Linked DNA regions of Homo sapiens: region 2 is linked to region 1. A link is an interaction called in ENCODE POLR2A ChIA-PET data of the cell type or tissue named here. Cell type or tissue: OCI-LY7. All regions are shown on one strand. Each heading gives the region's core, and the rest is flanking DNA. Links, peaks and the distances in the headings are about the cores only. Region 1 has its middle 16 kb from the start of YJU2B. Region 2 has its middle 89 kb from the start of YJU2B.

Evidence for each region. ChIA-PET counts read pairs that join two places held together with the same protein. Peaks named below come from ENCODE experiments on the same cell type or tissue, not always from the same donor. Only the 100,000 strongest peaks of a DNase experiment are listed, where the experiment ranks them.
Region 2: POLR2A ChIA-PET joins it to region 1 with 37 read pairs; 5 of 35 experiments call an interaction of 5 or more read pairs at or near these places.

The regions. Positions count from the first base shown.
Region 1 is chr19:13,729,652-13,735,027 of GRCh38, forward strand. It overlaps a transcript of YJU2B not described here. Among named protein-coding and RNA genes, the nearest start is that of YJU2B, 16 kb to the right of the region's middle. RefSeq lists an enhancer at 2,164-2,213. In OCI-LY7, for the core only: no CTCF peak of the experiment used is centred there; a DNase peak (open chromatin) is centred at 2,050; H3K4me3 peaks cover 1,646 bases; H3K27ac peaks cover 385 bases.
Region 2 is chr19:13,656,426-13,661,801 of GRCh38, forward strand. No RefSeq gene overlaps it. Among named protein-coding and RNA genes, the nearest start is that of YJU2B, 89 kb to the right of the region's middle. In OCI-LY7, for the core only: no CTCF peak of the experiment used is centred there; no DNase peak of the experiment used is centred there.

The sequences.
Region 1 (5,376 bases), core at 127-5,126:
AAGAGCATATTGTGGGCCAGGCTTAGTGGCGCACGCCTGTAATCCCAGCTACTCGGGAGGCTGAGGTACAAGAATCACTTGAACCTGGGAAGAGGAGGTTGCAGCGAGCCGAGATCACACCACTGCACTCCACAGCCTGGGAGACAAAGTGAGATCAGTCTCAAAACAAACAAACAAACAAACAAACAAACAAACAAAAAAACGTTAAAATGAAGGCTATAGTTTAGATTCATCCCCCCCACCCAAGGCCAACCACCCATAACCACACAAAGTTTGTCATCTTGATTCCCCTGAAATGCTAGCTCTAATCATAAATGAAACATGAAAATGTAAGTTTTACATCCTTGTCAGCATGATTCAGTGAAATTAAACCAATCGGCTGTAGACAAATGAGCTTAAACGGGTCTATTTGCCTTAAAAAGAAGTTAATGTAAAACAGCCAATCACAAAAAAGCTCAAAATACTTCCTCCTTTATGCCTTATAAACTTGCCCTAACTGCTGTAAGAGAACTTCTTACCACTTGATTTGACATCTCCTGAATCAAGACTTGCTGTATGACAAAGAACTTTTAATTTTTTTCTAACTGTATCTGATTTTATATATGTATGTATGTATGTGTGTGTGTGTGTGTGTGTGTGTGTGTGTGTATATATTTGTTTTGTTTTGTTTTGTTTTAGACAGTCTTGGCCTATCATTGAGCTGGAGTGCAGTGGCATGATCTCGGCTCACTGCAACCTCTGCCTCCTGGGTTCAAGTGATTCTCAAGCCTCAGCCTCCCGAGTATCTGGGATTACAGGTGCCCACTACCATGCTGGGCTAATTTTTGTATTTTTGGTAGAGATGGGCGTTCACTATGTTTGCCAGGCTGGTCTCAAACTCCTGACCTCAGGTGATCCACCCGCCTCGGCCTCCCAGAGAGCTGGGATTACAGGCGTGAGCCACCGCGCCAGGCCTGATTATATTTTTGACACTAAAAGTATCGTATGCAGGAAGACAGCTGGCACACACGGAAACTTCATGCAAATAGAATGAAGTATGCTCTCTAAAAGACAAATTAGAAGAAGGTGCCCTATCCTCCAACTTGGAGAACACAGCCTAGGCCGGACTTCAGCCCCATTCTCATGCCCTCGGCCAGGCACACTTGTTCAGGGCACAACCTGCACAATCGTACACAGTGGCCCTGACTATGTCTGTATGCAACTACAAAAACAATAGGCCGGACGCGGTGGTTCACGCCTGTAATCCCAGCACTTTGGGAAGCCGAGGTGGGCAGATCACAAGATCAGGAGTCCCAGAACAGCCTGGCCAATATGGTGAAACCCCGTCTCTACTAAAAGTACAAAAATTAGCCGGGCATGGTGGCGGGCCCTTGAAGTCCCAGCTACTCGGGAGGCTGAAGCAGGAGAATTGCTTGAACCCGGGAGGCAGAGGTTGCAGTGAGCCGAGATCGCACCACTGCACTCCAGCCTAGGCGACAGAGCAAGATTCAGTCTCAAAAAAAAAAGTGAAGAGAAAAGAGGATCCGGTATCCAAATGTGTTTTATATAAAATGAATCGTTTTCAGTGCACTGAGGAAGTTTTCTATTTAAAGAAATCCTGCTGTGAACTCTTTTGTGAAGAATGCTTTCCTAATGGAATTAGTCACCACTGAGTCATTTCTGCAAACTTCAGGTTTGCGGTTTTGCCTAAGCAAGATCTGGCCGGAGAAGTGAGATAAATTATAGATGTCGCTAATAAATTACAGATTACTCAAAGGCAAAAGAGGAAAGAAAAAAAAAAATTGACTCGTGTATATGAACCGAATTGAGTCAGGGGTCTCCACCGGCGCTTAATCATGGCCGAGATCCTCCTGCTTCTGCCTGTCCTTTGGTAGACACACGCTACAAGTCAGCTTCTGTCCATCGAGGAAGGGAACGAACTAACAACAAAGAACAATTAAGAGAAGGTTGGCCCCGTGAAAACAAGGGACCATTGAAGAGCGAGTAAAGGCTTGGCCACGTTCTGGCCCCGCCCCACCCCGGTCGCCCTGACAACAGCGCCGGCGTCTGGGCTGAGCTTCGGACTCGCAGCCAGCCTCCCACAGGCCACCGCGCGCGCTCACTTGCGCATGCGCCTCGGAGCTGGCTTCAACCAGCGAAGGCTGAACCCGCTTCCAGGGTCCTCGCCGAGCTGGGAGTTAGGATCCGAGGGGGCCAAGAGGGATAAGAAAACTTCTCTGGGTGCCCACGTGGTACTGAGCGCCCTTGGGAGGGCTCTGGAGAAGACCATCGCCTTCCAGGGTAGCTCCCTCCCTCAAAGGTTTGAGATCATGGTCCAGTTCTCGGGTCTCCCAGCCTCAGTTTCCCCATTTGTAGGAAAGGCGTTCACAGCCTCTATCTCAGAGGAGGCTTTGAGGATTCAGAGAGCTCAGAAGAGGGTAGGCTTTGTGGTGAGCGCTGGGTAGGACTTCGGGGTGGGAGTGGTGGGCTGAAGAGTCCCCGACAACAGCCCGAGGAAGTATTATTATTGTTCTTATTTTACAGGGAAGGAAACTGAGGTCCAGAAAAGTTATGACTCGCCCCAAGGGGATTGCCTGGCAGGACGTGAAGGGGAAGAGGCCCACCCTGGAGTAACCCTCACTGGAGAATCCAGAGGTGAGATGAGCCTTGTACCTATCTCAGCAGAGGGAGTAGGATAATATTTAAATATTAAGGGTGGGGAGAAGGAATGAAGGCAAGAAATAAAATGCCCAAAATGCCCCAAACGCCATCCGGACCATAAAAGTGATGGCGATAGTGTTGGACTTAGGAGCTCAAAGATGCTAACCTTGACAGGCCTGGTGGCCCAAGTCTGTAGTCTCAGCTACTTGGAAGGCTGAGGCAGGAGGATCGCTTTAGCCCAGGAGTGCCAATCCCTCCTGGGCAACATAGTGAGATCCTTGTTTCCTTAAAAAAAAAAAAAAAGTGCATACTTTCTTTCTTTTTTTTTTTTTTTTTGCGACAGAGTCTCACTCTGTTGCCCAGGCTGGAGTACAGTGGCACGATCTCGGCTCACTGCAACCTCTGCCTTCCCGGTCCAAGCAGCTCTCCTGCCTTAGCCTCCCAGTAGCTGGGACTACAGGCATGCACCACCACACTCAGCTAATTTCTGTATTTTTAGTAGAGACCGGGTTTCACCGTGTTGGCCAGACTGGTCTCAAACTCCTGACCTCAAGTGATCCACCTGCCTCTTCCTCCCAAAGTGCTGGGATTACAGGCATGAGCAACTGCACCCGGCATAAAAAATGCATACCTTTTGAAATTTTTTTTTTTTTTTTGAGACGGGGTCTTGCTCTGTCACCCAGGCTGGAGTGCAGTGGCGCGATCTCGGCTCACTGCAAGCTCTGCCTCCCAGGTTCACGCCATTCTCCTGCCTCAGCCTCCCGAGTAGCTGGGACTACAGGTGCCCGCCACCTCACCCGGCTAATTTTTTGTATATTTAGTAGAGACGGGGTTTCATGGTGTTAGCCAGGATAGTCTCGATCTCCTGACCTCGTGATCCACCTGTCTCGGCCTCCCAAAGTGCTGGGATTACAGGCATGAGCCACCACGCCCGGCCTTGCTGGAAAATTCTTAAGCCCACCTGGCATCTCCATCTTAGTCAAACGGCCCACCAACTTCCTGTTCAAACTGAGCTATTTTGATTTCTGAGTTTGTTAACCTTGGCACTACTGGCATTCGGGGCCGGATCATTCTTTGTAGTGCAAAGGCTGTCCTGTGCACTGTGAGAAGTTGAGCAGCATATCCAGCCTCTGCTCATTAGACGCCATAGCCAGGCACGGTGGCTGACGCCTGTAATCCCAGCACTTTGGGAGGCCGAGGTGGGTAGATCACCTGAGGTCAGGAGTTCAAGACCAGTCTGACCAACATGGAGAAACCCTGTCTCTACTAAAAATACAAAATTAGCTGGGCGTGGTGGCACATGCCTCTAATCCCAGCTACTCGGGAGGCTGAAGCAGGAGAATCGCATGAACCCAGAAGGTGGAGGTTGTAGTGAGCCGAGATCATGCCATTGCACTCCAACCTGGGCAACGAGAGTGAAACTCCATCTCAAAAAAACAAAAAACGAACATTAGACGCCATGAACACTCCCTCCCAACCCAATTTGTCACAACCAAAAATGTCTGCAGACATTGCCCCTGAAGGGGTGAAGATGGCTCCTATTGAGAAACACTGGCCATGAGCCAAGAATTAAAAGAGAGAAATCTGTTAGTTTTCACTAAATAGATTTGAATTCTTTATTTTATTTTATTGTTTTTGTTTCATTTTATTTTGAGAGGCAGGATCTCACTCTGTCCCCCAGGCTGGAGTACAGTGGTGCAATCATGACTCACTGTAGCCTCCAACTCCTGAGCTCAAGGGATCCTCCCACTTCAGCCTCCCTAGTAGCTGGGACTATAGGCATGCACCACCCTGCTTGGCTAATTTTTGTATCTTTTGTAGAGACAGGGTCTCACTATGTTGCCCAGGCTAGTCTCAAACTCTTGGCCTCAAGAGACCCTCTCACCTCAGTTTCCCAAATTGTTGAGATTACAGGCGTGAGCCAGCACGCCTGGTCTTGAATTCTTTAACCATTGTCCTCTACCAGAAAGTATACACTATATTAATTCTCTCACTGTAGAGATTGTTTTTTTTTTTTTGAGATGGAGTCTCGTTCTGTCACCCAGACTGGAGTGCAATGGCACGATCTTCACTCACTGCAACCTCTGCCACCGGGTTCAAGTGATTCTCCTGCCTCACCCTCCCAAGTAGCTGGGATTACAGGGACACACCACCACGTCTGGCTATTTTTGTATTTTTAGTAGAGACAGAGTTTCACCATGTTGGCCAGGCTGGTCTTGAACTCCTGGCCTCAAGTGATCCGCCCGCCTCGGCCTCCCGAAGTGCTGGGATTACAGGCGTGAGCCACCGCGCCCGGCCCTTTTTTTGTTTGTTTTAAGACAGGTTCTCACTCTACCACCCAGCCTGGAGTGCAGTGCTGCAAACATAGCTCACTGCAGCCTCAACCTCCTGGGCTCAAAGGGTCCTCTCACCTCAGCCTCCCAGGTAGCTGGGATTACAGGTGTGCTCCACCATGCACAGCTAATTGGTTTTTGGTTTTAGTTTTGGTTCTGTTTTGTAGAAGTGAGGCCTCACTTTGTTGCCCAGGCTGGTCTCAAACTCCCTGGGGCTCAAGTGATCCTCCCACCTCAGCCTCCCAAAGTGCTGGGATGGGCACAAGCTTCTGCACCTGGCTAAGATTCTTAAAATAGCCAGATTTTCTGGAAACTGGTTGACCCAGTTGGATTATATGAAACACAATGGATGATTGTAATCAACAGTTCAACTGAGTGGAACTAGCCCTGGCCAAGGATCAGG
Region 2 (5,376 bases), core at 115-5,114, 73 kb before region 1:
TCTGATTGTTTAAGGAATCCTAAAACAAAAGCCTTATGTTTCTAACGTCAGAAATTCTATTTAAAGGAACAATGGAAGCCAGGCGTGGTGGCTCACACCTGTAATCCTAGCACTTTGGGAGGCTGAGGCGGGTGGATCACTTGAGGTCAGTTCAAGACTAGCCTGGCCAACATGGTGAAACCCCGTCACTACTAAAAATACAAAAATTAGTCAGGTGTGGTGGCGGGTGCCTCTAATCCCAGCTACTCAGGAGGCTGAGGCAGGAGAATCACTTGAACCCGGGAGGCAGAGGTTGCAGTGAGCTGAGATCGTGCCATTGCACTCCAGCCTGGGCAACATGAGTGAAACTCCATCTCAAAAAAAAATAAAAAAATAAAAAATAAAATAAAAATAATTAAATGTATGGGACATACGTGCAATTTTGTTACATGCATAGATTACATAGCAGTGCAGTCAGAGCTTTTAGGGTAACCATCACCTCAATAACATACTTTGCACCCATTGATTTTTCATAACCCACCACCCTCCCACCCCTTCTGAGTCTCCCTTGCCCATCATTCCACTCTCTAAGTCCATATGTTGGCATGATTTAGCTCCTGCTTATGAGTGAGAACATGTGGTATTTGTGTTTCTATGTCTAACTTGTTTCACTTAACATAATGGCCTCTGGTTCCATCTATGTAGCTGCAAAAGACATGATTCCATTATTTTTTTATCATCGAATAGTATTCTATGGTGTATATGTACCACATTTTCACTATCCAATTATCCATGGATGGACCTCTAGGTTGATTCTTCATCTTTGCTATTGTGGATAGTACTTCAGTAAACATACAGGTGCAGGTACCCTTTTAATATAATGATTTATTTTCCTTTGGGTAGATATTCAGTAGTGAGATTGCTGGATCAAATTGTAGTTCTATTTTTAGTTCTTTGAGAAACCTCCATACTCTTTTCCATATGGATCTATCTAGATGCGCCTTTAATTTTATTATTTATTTAAAAGGAACTGTCAATCTGAAATAAGCAACAGAGAGATCAACTCTCTTTAAGAAAGAATTTTTTTTTTCTGAGATGGAGTCTTGCTCTGTTGCCCAGGCTAGAGTTCAGTGGCACGATCTCAGCTCACTACAACCTCTGCCTCCCAGGTTCAAGTGACTCTCCTGCCTTAGTCTCCCAAGTAGCTGGGACTACAGGCGTGTGCCACCATGTCCGGCTAATTTTTGTATTTTTAGTAGAGACGGGGTTTCACCATGTTGGCCAGGATGGTCTCGAACTCCTGACATCGTGATCTACCCGTCTCAGTCTCCCAAAGTGCTGGGATTATAGGCGTGAGCCACCGTTACCAGACAACAAAGAATTTATTCAGGAATAGCAGGGGATTACAATCTGAGATCCGCATGCTATGGCCCACCGTAGGAGCATCCAAAGAGGTTAGGGCAGGGGAAACTTTCGAAAGAAAAAAAAGAGCCAGGCGTGGTAGCTCAGGCCTTCAATCGCAATGACTAGGGAGGCTAAGGTGGGAGGATCACTTAAGCCCAGGAGGTCGAGGCTGCAGAGAGCTATAATCATGCCATGTACTCCAGCCAAGGTGACAGAAACCCTGTCTCTTTAAAAAAAATAAAATTTAAGTCTGGGCACGGTGGCTCACACCTGTAATCCTAGCACTTTGGGAGGCCGGGTGGGTGGATGAATAGGTCAGGAGTTTGAGACCAGCCTGGCCAACATGGTGAAACCCCGTCTCTACTAAAAATACAAAAATTAGTTGGGCGTAGTAGCGCGAGCCTGTAATCCCAGCTATGCAGGAGGCTGAGGCAGGAGAATTGCTTGAACCAGGGAGACAGAGGTTGCAGTGAGCCGAGATCGTGCCATTGCACTCCCGCCTGGGTGACAGAGCAAGATTCTGTCTCAGAAAAAAAAAATTAAAAAAATAAAAAATAATAATAAATTTAATTTAATTTAATTTAATTTTTTAAAAAAAGAAAAATAGGAAAGGCCCAAATGAACTGTTTTGAAACAAAGACCATTGGTTGCAGGAGCTTGTTGCGGGAGTTTATTAGTTCATTGGTGGACACGGAAACACTTGTCACTCAGGCAGCTGTCCTTGCACAAGTAGCTTATCTGGGCCGGGCGCAGTGGCTCACGCCTGTAATCCCAGCACTTTGGGAAGTCGAGGCGGGTGGGTCACGAGGTCAGGAGTTCAAGACCAGCCTAGCCAATATGGTGAAACCCCGTCTCTACTAAAAATACAAAAATTAGCCAGGCGTGGTGGCGGGCACCTGTAGTCCCTGTTACTCGGGAGATTGAGGCAGGAGAATCGCTTGAACCCAGGAGGCAGAGGTTGCAGTGAGCTGAAATTGTACCTCTGCCCTCCAGCCTGGGTGACAGAGTGAGACTCCATCTCAAAAATAAATAAATAAATTAATTAATTTATTTATTTATTTATTTATTTATTTATTTATAAAAGCAAGTAGCTTATCTGGAATATCACAGCTCTGAAAAATTCTTTGGATGTCCTTAGCATGGGCATACATGCTCCAGGGCTGCCTCTTCATGGCCTCCTGGGTCCATTGTGTTAGGATTTGATGTAAGTGACTCCATTTTGATGCTAATAACTTCTGCAAAACCACCCTCAGCCAATGGTTCTGCAACTTGCACATTTTCACATAGTAATATATAGTGGAGATCTTTCCAAAATATTACACTCTACCCAGGTCTATGTCTTTCTTCTTAATAACTGCATTAGTATTGTAATACTAACACTGTGTCTTAATTTGTTCAAATCAATCCCCAAATGAGGGACACTTTCCAGTTTTGGGCTATTTCAAATAAGGCTACAGAAAATATCTTCAACCCGGCCGGGTGTGGTGGCTCACGCCTATAATCCCAGCACTTTGGGAGGCCGGGGCAGATGGATCACCTGAGGTCGGGAGTTCGAGACCAGCCTCACCAACATAATGAAAACTCGTCTCTACTAAAAAGACAAAAATTAGCCAGGCATGTTGGCACACGCCGGTAATCCCAGCTACTCAGGAGGCTGAGGCAGGAAGACCGCTTGAACCCAGGAGGTGGAGGTTGCAGTGAGCCAAGATCGTGCCAATGCACTCCAGCATGGGTGACAGAGCAACACTCCGTCTCAAAAAAAAAAAAAAAAAAAAAAGATAATATCTTCAACCCTATATCTTGGCAAACTCTCTCTGGAGAGTAAATACCTAGCAATAAGATTTCCAGGCCAAAGCCTATTAGTAGCTATCTCCAATTTTTCTCCAGGAAGATTGCATTAATTTATACTACCATGAATAATGTAGGAGCGCATACATTTCTATATATGCTCAGGGAAGTAAGTCACAAAAAGACAAATGTTATATTATTCCATGAGGCCTTAGAGTAGTGAAATTCATAGAGACAGAAAGTGGGATGGTGGTTGCCAGGGGCTGGGAATAAGGGAGGGATGCATCAGGAGTGTTTAATGGGGACAGAATTTCAGTTTCGCAAAAATAAATGAGTTGTTTCAGTTTGTTGTTTGTTTGTTTCTTTTTTTTTCTTTTTGAGATGGAGTCTCGCTCTGTCGCCAAGCTGGAGTGCAGTGGCGCGATCTCAGCTCACTGCAACCTCCACCTCCCGAGTTCGAGCAATTCTCCTGCCTCAGCCTCCTGAGTAGCTGGGACTACAGGCGCCCCACCACCATGCCCAGCTGATTTTTGTATTTTTAGTAGAGATGGGGTTTCACCATACTGGCCAGGCTGGTCTCGAACTCCTGACCTCAGATGATCCGCTCGCCTCAGCCTCCCAAAGTGCTGGGATTACAGGCGTGAGCTACCACGCCCGGTGAGTCGTTTCAGTTTTACAAGAAGAAAAGAGCTCTGGAGACAGATGGTGTTGATGATTGCACAACAATGAGAATGTACTTAATGCCACTGAACTGTCCACTTTAAAATGGAGAGGGTAGTAAATTTTATTTATGTGTATTTTTACTATGGGTTTTTTTTTTTTTTTTTTTTTTTCTAAATGGGTAGGCCGGGCATGGTGGCTTGCACCTGTAGTCTCAGGCTACTCAGGAGGATGAGGCCAGGAGTTGAAGACCAGCCTGGGCAACACAGTGAGACACTATCTTTATAAATACATTTAAAAACAAAAATTAGCCAGGCATGGTGGCTTGTGTCTGTAGTCTCAGCTACTTGGGAAGCTGTGGCGGGAGGATCCCTTGAGACCAGGGGTTTGAGGCTGCAGTGAGCTGTGGTCGCACCACTGCATCTAGCCTGGATGAAAGAGCAAGACCCTGTCTCTAAAAAATTATTAAACAAAATAAAAAACTTTTTTTAATTGGGCAAAAAAGGCCAGGCGCCTGTAATCCCAGCACTTTGGGAGGCCGAGGCAGGTGGATCACCTAAGGTCAAGAGTTGGAGACCAGCATGGCCAACAGGGTGAAACCCCATTTCTACAAAAATACAAAAATTAGCCAGCATGGTGGCGGGTGCCTGTAATCTCAGTTACTCCAGGAGGCTGAGGCGGGAGAATCGCTTGAACCCGGGAGACAGAGGTTGCAGTGAGCCAAGATCGCGCCACTGCACTCCAGCCTGGGCGACAGAGCAAGACTCCATTTCAAAAAATAATAATAATAAAATAAATAAATAGGGCAAAAAAAAATCAAGCATCTCTAACAACTACCTCTGTAGAGCTCTTTGCTGTAAACACATTGCTTTCTTAATGCTTCTTGGGTAATTTCAGCATTGGGTTAGCCATTTGGAAAGTTATTAATAGGCTCCATCCTAACTCTTATCAGGACAATCATCTCCTAATTCTAGGGCCTAGTTGTCTTTTCTGCCTGGAGAGCTCCCACAGCACCCACAAGGCATCACTAAGATTCACAGGGTTAGGTATCTTTCCAGCAGCAGATCACCACAGAATTTTGGCATCACACATATTAAGAAATTAAAGAGCAAAAGTGCCTAGTTTAGAAACCAGTGATCCGCACAGAAATGCATGGTTCCTCTAAAAGGCCCTTAATTCAGCCAGGCACAGTGGCTCACACCTGTAATCCCAGCACTTTGGGAGGCCGAGGTGGGTGGATCACCTGAGGTCAGGAGTTTGAGACCAGCCTGGCCAACATAGTGAAACCCCGTCTCTATTAAAAATACAAAAATTAGCCGGGCGTGGTGGTACGTGCCTGTTATCCTAGCTACTCAGGAGGGTGAGGCAGGAGGATCGCTTGAACCTGGGAAGCAGAGGTTGCAGTGAGCCGAGATGGCGCCACTGTACTCCAGCCTGGACAAAAGAGTGAGACTGTGTCTCAAAAAACAAAAACCATAAAAGGCCCACAATTCAAACATCTGGTGTCCATTTAGGAAGCCAGTTGGTCATAGCTGGGAAGGTTTT